Linked DNA regions of Homo sapiens: region 2 is linked to region 1. The links are chromatin loops, found by intact Hi-C in ENCODE. Cell type or tissue: breast epithelium. All regions are shown on one strand. Each heading gives the region's core, and the rest is flanking DNA. Links, peaks and the distances in the headings are about the cores only. Region 1 holds the start of MYOZ3-AS1 (MYOZ3 antisense RNA 1). Region 2 has its middle 43 kb from the start of SYNPO.

Region 1 (4,381 bases), core at 251-4,250:
AGGAGCTGTCACTACGCAACAACAGAGGGTCCCTCCTCTTCCAGAAGAGGCAGCGCCGTGTGCAGAAGTTCACTTTCGAGTTAGCAGCCAGCCAGCGGGCGGTGAGTAAGCCACCATTGTGCTCATGGGGAAAATGAGGACCACAGAGAGCCACTGGTTAGCCTAAAGTCAAACGGTAAGCCAGGCTGAGGACTGTGATGTTCCCATCAGATTAGGCTCCTGCCTTTCAGTGTGATCCTTGAAAAGTGTTATCTTTTTAGGCATCTCTCCCTGGATACAGAACAAAGTAAACAAAGTGGATTAGGGGGTTGAGGATAAGCCGTGGAGTGAAGGGACTCTGGCTCCTACCAAAAAAAAAAAAAAAAAAAAAAAGCTAAGACAGGCATGCACTCTAGGCTAAATTTGCAGCAGGCTGGATCTAGTTTAGACTTGGGCCTGATCTAAGATGGAAAATGTAGAATGCCCTTTTTTCTTCTTCCCACCGGAGAAAGGAAAGGCCATGGAATAATCTGCTGGTGGAGAAGAAAGGCAAGAAGGGTTTTTCCCTTGGCTTCAGAAAGGCAGCAGGCAGTTCCAGATACTTCTAAGGAAGCCAGGGCTATTCCATCCACCCTCCACTTAATTTCTGGGCTAGACAGGAGGCAACTGAGAGGGAGTGATGTGGCAGAAAAATAAAGATGGCAAAACACCCGCCTTTGCTATGTGCCTAAGACAATGCTAGCTAAGCACTTTGCAGGTATCTCATTTAATGCTCATAGACCCCTCTGAGGAAGAGATCTTCATCACCATCATCCTCATTCTATCGAGAAGGACATTGAGGCTCAGGGAAATTAAGTATCTTGCCCGGACTCGGCATTACAATAGCAATTAACATATATCGAGTATTTCTCGGTCCCAGGCACTGGGTTTAGCGTTGTAAACTAGTAACTCATCCTTGTTCCCCGATGATGGGCGTTAGGATTCTTGCCTCCCCCCGACCTTTTTTTTTGGTGGAGGGAGAACCCTGGTCCCCTGCCCCGCTGAGCTTCTCTGCGGTTTATTCTACCCCCTCGTTCCCAGATGCTGGCCGGAAGCGCCAGGAGGAAGGTGACTGGAACAGCGGAGTCGGGGACGGTGAGCGTGGAGGGGAGCTCCCTGGAAGGGAAGCTGGGGGAAGGGGAGCGCGGCTGGGGGCGGGAGGTCGTCGGTGGCCTCTGAGAACCCGCCCCTGTGCCCAGGTTGCCAATGCCAATGGCCCTGAGGGGCCGAACTACCGCTCGGAGCTCCACATCTTCCCGGCCTCACCCGGGGCCTCACTCGGGGGTCCCGAGGGCGCCCACCCTGCAGCCGCCCCTGCTGGGTGCGTCCCCAGCCCCAGCGCCCTGGCGCCAGGTGAGTGGCCTCCTCGGGTCCCGGGACCAGGGCTGGGGGGCCTGAAGCATGGGTGTGCTCCCCATGGGGCAGGAAGAGCACCCAGAAGGCTAGTCCGCCCCCTTCCCCAACACACACGCGCACGCGCGCACTCCCCTCGCCAGACCACGAGCCGGAGGGGCGCCGCGCCCCAGGTCACACAGCGAGTCAGCCAAGGCCAAGACCAACCCGCGCTGCGAACTCGTGGCTTCCTCACTGCAGTCCTCCGTGTTTCCTGGGATGGGGAGGGGTCTCCTGTGCTGGAGCAACTGTGGCTTCCCATTCCCGCCGTCCTCTCCCCTAACTCCGATCTTCCCTCCTCCAACCGCGTCCGCGGAATGGGGGTGGGGCGAGGTGGGGTTGGGGGCTGAGGGTGGAAGAACGGAGGCGCTCCCTTCCCCCCGCGCCCCTAGGCTATGCGGAGCCGCTGAAGGGCGTCCCGCCAGAGAAGTTCAACCACACCGCCATCTCCAAGGGCTACCGCTGCCCTTGGCAGGAGTTCGTCAGCTACCGGGACTACCAGAGCGATGGCCGAAGTCACACCCCCAGCCCCAACGACTACCGAAATTTCAACAAGTAAGGCGGGGCGGGCAGCCCGGGGGACAGACCGGGAGGGGCGGGAAGCCAGTCACAGCCACAGCGGGAGCCTGCGTTTCCTGAGCACTTTCTGCAGGCCAGGCTCTGTCCCCAGCGCTTTCTATTCATTGACTGAGCTCTGGCTGGAACAGCGCCTCCGCACCTGGTAGGTGCTCAGTTAACGTGGGAGAAATGAAGAGTGAAGGTGCCGCACATCTTGGATATTCTCCAGGACATGGTGGGCGGGTGCTATGAGTTTTCCTGTTCTGCAGATGAAGAGGCTGCGGCTCAGGAATATGAACAACCCGGCCAAAGCCACAAAACAAGGAAGCACCGGCAGGGCCGGGATTCAGGTCTGGGTTTGTCTGACTCCAGAGCCCAGTGCCTTGTTCTCCATGGCTGCTGTGTGCTACCTCTTTGATGAACATCTAGATTTGTGTCCTTCTCTGAGGGGTCCCCAGATTTCAGCAGTTCGAGGCCAGCTCAGCTTTTCCTTTCACCAATGGCCTAGAAGAGGCCAACAAGGTAGCTTTGAGGCTGCCCCAAAGTGGAGAGTGGCAGTGAAACATTGGACGCCAGAGTGAGGGCCACAGCGCAGTGGCCTATATGGGTTTAGAGCGTGAGGCCTCCACGTGGACTTGAATGCAGACCCCAGGCCTGCCCGTGTTGACCTTGGGCAAGTGACTTAACCTCTCTGAGCCTCCATTGCCCCACCTGTAAAATGAGGGGTTTATAGTACCTGCTTCATAAAGTTGCTATGGAGATGACACGAGAAGCCATAGGTAAAGTTTCTGGCAAGTAAGACACTTGCAACAAACAATAGCTATTATTGTTGTTGTTGTTATTATTATTATTTGAGACGGAGTCTCACACTGTCACCCGGGCTGGAGTGCAATGGCGCAATCTCAGCTCACTGCAACCTCTTCCTCCTGGGTTCAAGCGATTCTCCTGCCTTAGCCTCCCTAGTAGCTGGGATTACAGGCGCCCACCACCGTGCCCGGCTAATTTTTTGTATTTTTAGTAGAGACAGGGTTTCACTATGTTGGCCGGGCTGGTCTCGAACTCCTGAACTCGTGATCCACCCGCCTTTGCCTCCCAAAGTGCTGGGATTACAGGCATGAGCCACCGCCCCCGGCGTATTATGATTATTATTTACAGCTGAGATGAAGTTTGGACAGGGGAGAGCTTGAAAGGGATACATTTACCATTCTGCACTGAGGGCCTGAAAACAAACCATAGGAATCAAGACAGGAGCTTGGCACTGGGGGAAGGCCTTGGGCTGAGGAGTGCATGTTAACTGCATTGGCTTCCTTGGTCTGGTGCTATTTTTGAATATGCTCCTCTGGTTTGGGCTGCATTTAGTGAGGAAAAGGGGAGTCCACAGAGAGGACGCCACGGTCCTGCTCTTCTGGCATTTGCTCAGACCACACGTGGAGACTGGGTCTGTCTAAGACAGACGGGTGGGCGCCAGAGCCTAGCTAGGCCTGGAAAATCAGCACATATGAGGAAGGGCTGAAGGAACTGGGGGTGATCTGCCTTGAGAAGAGACAGCTCCAGAGGGATGTGACTGCCCTCAAATATCTGAATAGGCAGAGACTTCCTGATGGGAAGAATTGGGCTTAGCATGCGCTGTGTGAGTCACGAGCCATTAACAGACATTCTGGAGTTCCCTGGCAGGCAGGACTGCCCTATCTCCTCCTGGGCCCTCAGACCCTGCCTGCCCAGTCATTTGAAACCTGCAGCAGACATTCAGTCCTGGCAGGCAGCTTCCAGGCTGGGCCACTCAGGTTGCATCTCCCACTGATCTCATGCCTCATGTATGACAGCAAGGCACATTCCCACCAGCAGAAAGAGGCTCTTAGGGAGCCCTGCATCCAGACCTCTTCTGAGGGAGAAAGACCAACTGAGGCATAGAGAAGAGAAACAGCAGTTTGGGTGGCCAAGATGTGCTCAGCTTCCAGGGTCCTGGGCTCCCAGTCAAGGGCCTGACTGTGGGCCTTGCATGGCTTGGACACCACCCAGCCTGTTCCTGTGAGGCCTGGCTGTTGCCACCAAAACTGGGGTGGTCCAGGCAGAAATGCTTTCCTGGCTGGGACTCAGGCCCTGGCTCAAGGTTTGTCTTTCCACCCCAGAGGCAAGCACTCTCCTCTTCCCACTGGTCCCAGGCTGCTGGAAAAACAACACAAGCAATGATTTTTATTTTTCTTAAAATTAAGAAACAGTATTAAGGCCGGGCGCAGTGGCTCATGCCTGTAATCCCACTTTGGGAGGCCGAGGGAGGCGGATCACTTGAGGTCAGAAGTTCAAGACCAGCCTGGCCAACATGATGAAATCTCATTTCTACTAAAAATACAAAAATTAGCTGGGCTTCTTGGCACACACTTGTAATCCCAGCTACTCAGGAGGCTGAGGTGGG
Region 2 (4,381 bases), core at 246-4,245, 75 kb before region 1:
TTTACCTGGGGATTAAGCAAGAACTTCATGTATCTAATGGAAATGAAGGGGATTTGCACATCTTAGATCGTAGACATTTAGCATGCGATGGCATTTGGGAAGAGGTTGGAAAAGTTCAAAACACATAGAATCACCAAGTATGAAAATGTCAGCACTGTGAGATGCTAATGCTGGAAGGATCTTCAGAAACCATCTTGTTCCTCCACCCTTCCCTGTTCTTCCCTGAAGGGAAACAGAGGCCCAGCGAGGAGAAGAACTTGGCTCAGGTCTCACAGCATCAGGAGCAACAGGACTACAAGTTGGGTCTCCACACTTGGCTGACAGTTTCGGCATAGGCCACTCTCTGGGTAGGCATTAGGAGTCAGGGGACAGGGGAGAGAGAAGAAAAGGAGGGATCTAGGGGCCTGGGGACAGGCAGACAAGAGGTATGTAAGGCCCAGCCACTCGCTGATAAGAGACCCACAATGTCATTCCAAAGGGCTATTTTATCAAGATGTAATTTTCTCCGCTGCAGACACTATTTTCTTTCTCGTGCAGACTGTGCTGGCCTTCGCGATAAGGCGCCTAGACATGTTCACACTAAGGCAGCCAAAACATGAGGCAGGAGGAAAAAAATTCCCTTCTTAATCTCCCCCCACCCCAGCCCACTCCCCCCTCATTTCCTCTCATTCTCTCCAAGTTCTCATGCCCCCCACCCCCCCAGCTGGCTGGCCCCTTCCTGCCTTCCCGTAAGTCGGCCCAACGGAGCCAGGAAGGTATGTGGCCCAGCGGCTCTTCTCAAAGGAGAGAAGCATGGAGGGGCCTCCCCTGGGAAAAGAGGCCCGGGCCACAGGCTCTCCCATGACCCTGCAAGGGCAGGTGGGTTGGGGGGAGGTCTTGTTTACAGGCTTGCCCCTAGAATCTTCTCTCCTCTGTCCCCACAATCTCTGCAAATAAAACACAGCTCTCTATAGTTTGGGGGTTTAAGCTGGAGGTGATGAGAGCCTCCCCCAACCACAGATTCTCTGCTTCCTGACCCCTACTCCTGACCTCCAAATCCAGGGCTTGATAGAGATTCCTGGGGGAGGGGGTCACCCTGCCTACTTTCCCCTAAACACCCCCAGAGAAGAGATCTGGCCAGATAGGAGACCTGGAATTCTGATCCCGCAAATCCAGCAGTCACTGTGGGACTAGTCCCTTTTGCTCTCTAGGCTCTCTAGGCCTCAGTTTTCCTATCTGCTCACTAAGAAGGCTGGACTCAGATATCCTGGCCTTGAAATTCTACATCTGGCTTTTTCAGAAGACGACGTTCGATCCCAGGCCTCCTAGGTACTTGGCGAGTTGACGGACGGCCCCCATGTATCAGTGCCCCGCCCCTGCTCTGCTCAGGAAGTCCACCCCGCCCTCCACATCTGGATGGAATTTACCCCCCAAGGCAACTCAATTACCAGTGATCTGATCAGGACGGCTCATGTGTCAGAGGGGGCCCTGGTGAAGGTTGCTCTGCCAGAGATGAAGGTTCCTGGGCCAGTGATCTACCCCTCCCACAGCCCAGGGTACCTTCTTGAGGTCCCTGGGTCCCAGAATGGGTCTGGTGAGCAGTGTCTCCTGCTGAGCAAGGGTAGGGGACCCAGAAGAGGCTGCCATCTCCTGCACGGGCTCAGATCCCCCATGCAAAGACCCAAGTCAGGGCAAGGAGGCTAGAAGGTAAGGGAAGATAGTGTATGCATTTCACACCCACGGGCCCCATCATGTACCCAACCATTAGAGTTTGCAAGGGCTGGAAAGCCTCATGACTTCTGTCCACATTCTGGATTCTAGAAGGGGAACCTAGATGGTAGGACTGGCACCTGCTTGCAGGGCTGTGATAGTGAGGGTTGGGGACCTAGTGCTGTGTCTCAATAAACCTCCCTTGGGAAATCAAGACAATCCTGCTGTCTTCCTGTGGCTTCTGCTAAGTTGGCTAGTGGGGGACAGTGGGCTTTGGAGCTTCCTGTTTCTTCAAGTCTCCATTTAACGCCTCTTACTCTGAGCCCATGCTCAAGGACTGTTTTCTTAGACATTGCACCTCTCGGCTGTGTCCCATCCCTCACCATCAACATACACAGGAGGCTCAGTGAGCCCAGGAGTTCTGGGACATAGTGTGCTGTGCTGATTGAGTGTCCACACTAAATTTGGTTTTGTTGTTTTGTTTTGTTTTGTTTTGTTTTTGAGACAGAGTTTTGCTCTTGTTGCCCATGCTGGAGTGCAATGGTGCAATCTCGGCTCACCGCAACCTCTGCCTCCCAGGTTCAAGCGATTCTCCTGCCTCAGCCCCTGGAGTAGCTGGGATTACAGGCACGCGTCACCACGCCTGGCTAATTTTTTTATATTTTTAGTAGAGACAAGGTTTCTCCATGTTGGTCAGGCTGGTCTGGAACTCCCAACCTCAGGTGATCCACCCACCTCGGCCTCCCAAAGAGCTGGGATTACAGTTGTGAGCCACTGTGCCCAGCCAGGTTTTTCTGGTTTTTGTTTTTGAGACAGAGTCTCGCTGTGTCACCCAGGCTGGAGTGCAGTGGCATGATCTTTGCTTACTGCAACCTGCGCTTCCCGGGTTCAAGTGATTCTCCTGCCTCAGCCTCCTGAGTAGCTGGCACTACAGGCGCATGCCACCACCCTGGCTAATTTTTGTATTTTTAGTAGAGACAGGGTTTCACCATCTTGCTCAGGTTGGTCTTGAACTCCTGACCTCAAGTGATCGGCCCACCTCAGCCTCCCAAAATGCTGGGATTACAGGCATGAGCCACCGCACCCAGACCACACTAAATTTGGCATGAATATAATGACTTCCTGGGGGTAGGAAACCACCCGGTTACCTAAGGAGGGACAAACTTCCCTGTATCAGAAACAGAGTGGGTCAAAACCCTCACACTCCTCAGTAGTGGGATCTTGCCTGTGAATACCCACTGCCCTCGCAACACATCGTGGTCACGGGTAGGGCTCGCCAGACCGAGGAAGCAGTGTCCCCCGCCCACAGAGAAACACACACTACCTCCTTCCATCTGAGAGTTTAACCAGGACCTCTCTGGCATCCAGCGCAGCAAATGTTCACGAATGCCAATTCAGAACAAGCACGGTGCTCAGCCCTGCTGCAGGGGGAAAGAAAAGACTGAGGCTGAGTCTCACTCCTCCAGGGGCTCATCCTGTCACCAGGGACAGAAAATGCTGCCCCTAGAGCCAGTCTGTGCTGCCGTGAAGGGCATAGGCTGGAGGTAGCAGGTTATACTCGTAGGACACACTTAAATACCCGCACTGCCACGGACAGGCTGGGGGGCTTTCAGCAAACAGTTCGGCCTCCCTACCAGCTTTCTGGGGTTGTCAGGAATGCGTGTATGGTGCATGTGAAACGCTTAGTACAGTGCCCGGCACAGAGGAAGTGCTCCATTAATGGCGGTTTTCTTATTATTTTATGAGATAATTAGTATCCAGATAAGTATCCAGATATAGTATCCAGATAAGTATCCCAGTACCTGGGAAACTTGCTATTGCAGAGCCCAGCCCAGAACTCCTACGAAACCCCCTTTCTAAAGAGGCCTCTGAACTGTTACCAACAGAGAGTTCCATGTGCAGAGACAACACAACTCATGGACTTTCCACATCAGCAAGCTGATGGTGGCGGTGGAAGGCAGGGGCCGCTGATGGTGGTGGGGAGGGAGGGGTCCCCAGAGGCCTGAAGGTGCAGGCTGACATGGTGGGGGGTCTGGCTTGGGAAGGAGGGGGAGGTTGAGGTGGGGCCAGGTTCACAGGGGCCTTGAATCAATCCCCTCTAGCCCCTCATATGGCCGGGGGACCTGCTGTCGGTTTATTGCAAGGGTGACGACAAGGACACGGAAGCGCTTGTTCAGGAAGCTGATTCTGGGGCCGGATGCAGGTTACACCGAGGGCCACCCATGGGCAAGGAGGCCTGTCAGGGCCTGTTGCAACCCAGACAGGATTTAATGCCAGGATCCATTCTCAACACAAAATTCCAGACAGGGAAATCACCATGTACCGGGCGAAGCCCCTCTCACATCCTTTAATATCACGTGATGCTCACAGTTGAGTGAAACGACGATCTCTGCTTCACAGGTAAAGAACCAGGTCCTTAGAGAAGGGACCCCACACACTTGCTAGTGGCATGGTGAGGCCAAGAACCCGGGAAGCAAGCTTCTGCATCAGTGCCCCCTTTTTCATGGATGGTTTGGGGGTGCTCTTCCTGGCAGGGGCCAGGAAAGTGACTGTTATTGGCTGTAGAGACACCCAGTGGTATGCGGTGCTGAGTAGTCTTGGGACCAATGCTGGGGCCAAGTACTGAGTGAGCCCCAGGAGGGTGACCCGCACTGGCTCTGGAGTCAGGGAATCCTGGTTGGAGGCCCAGCCC

Evidence for each region. A loop is a pair of places that touch in the nucleus more often than their neighbours do. Peaks named below come from ENCODE experiments on the same cell type or tissue, not always from the same donor. Only the 100,000 strongest peaks of a DNase experiment are listed, where the experiment ranks them.
Region 2: a loop joins it to region 1, with 10 times the contacts of the local background. A loop is called at or near these places in 1 of 110 quality-filtered maps.

What each region holds. Positions count from the first base shown.
Region 1 is chr5:150,670,538-150,674,918 of GRCh38, forward strand. It overlaps MYOZ3 (myozenin 3), which reads left to right. Exons shown (of 7, transcript NM_001122853.3): 3 at 1-101; 4 at 1,060-1,113; 5 at 1,218-1,371; 6 at 1,803-1,965. MYOZ3-AS1 (MYOZ3 antisense RNA 1) reads right to left here and starts at 1,932. Exons shown (of 4, transcript NR_186487.1): 1 at 1,579-1,932. In breast epithelium, for the core only: no CTCF peak of the experiment used is centred there; a DNase peak (open chromatin) is centred at 2,254; H3K4me3 peaks cover 1,713 bases; H3K27ac peaks cover 3,601 bases.
Region 2 is chr5:150,595,159-150,599,539 of GRCh38, forward strand. It overlaps a transcript of SYNPO not described here. Among named protein-coding and RNA genes, the nearest start is that of SYNPO, 43 kb to the right of the region's middle. In breast epithelium, for the core only: no CTCF peak of the experiment used is centred there; a DNase peak (open chromatin) is centred at 3,866; H3K27ac peaks cover 2,861 bases.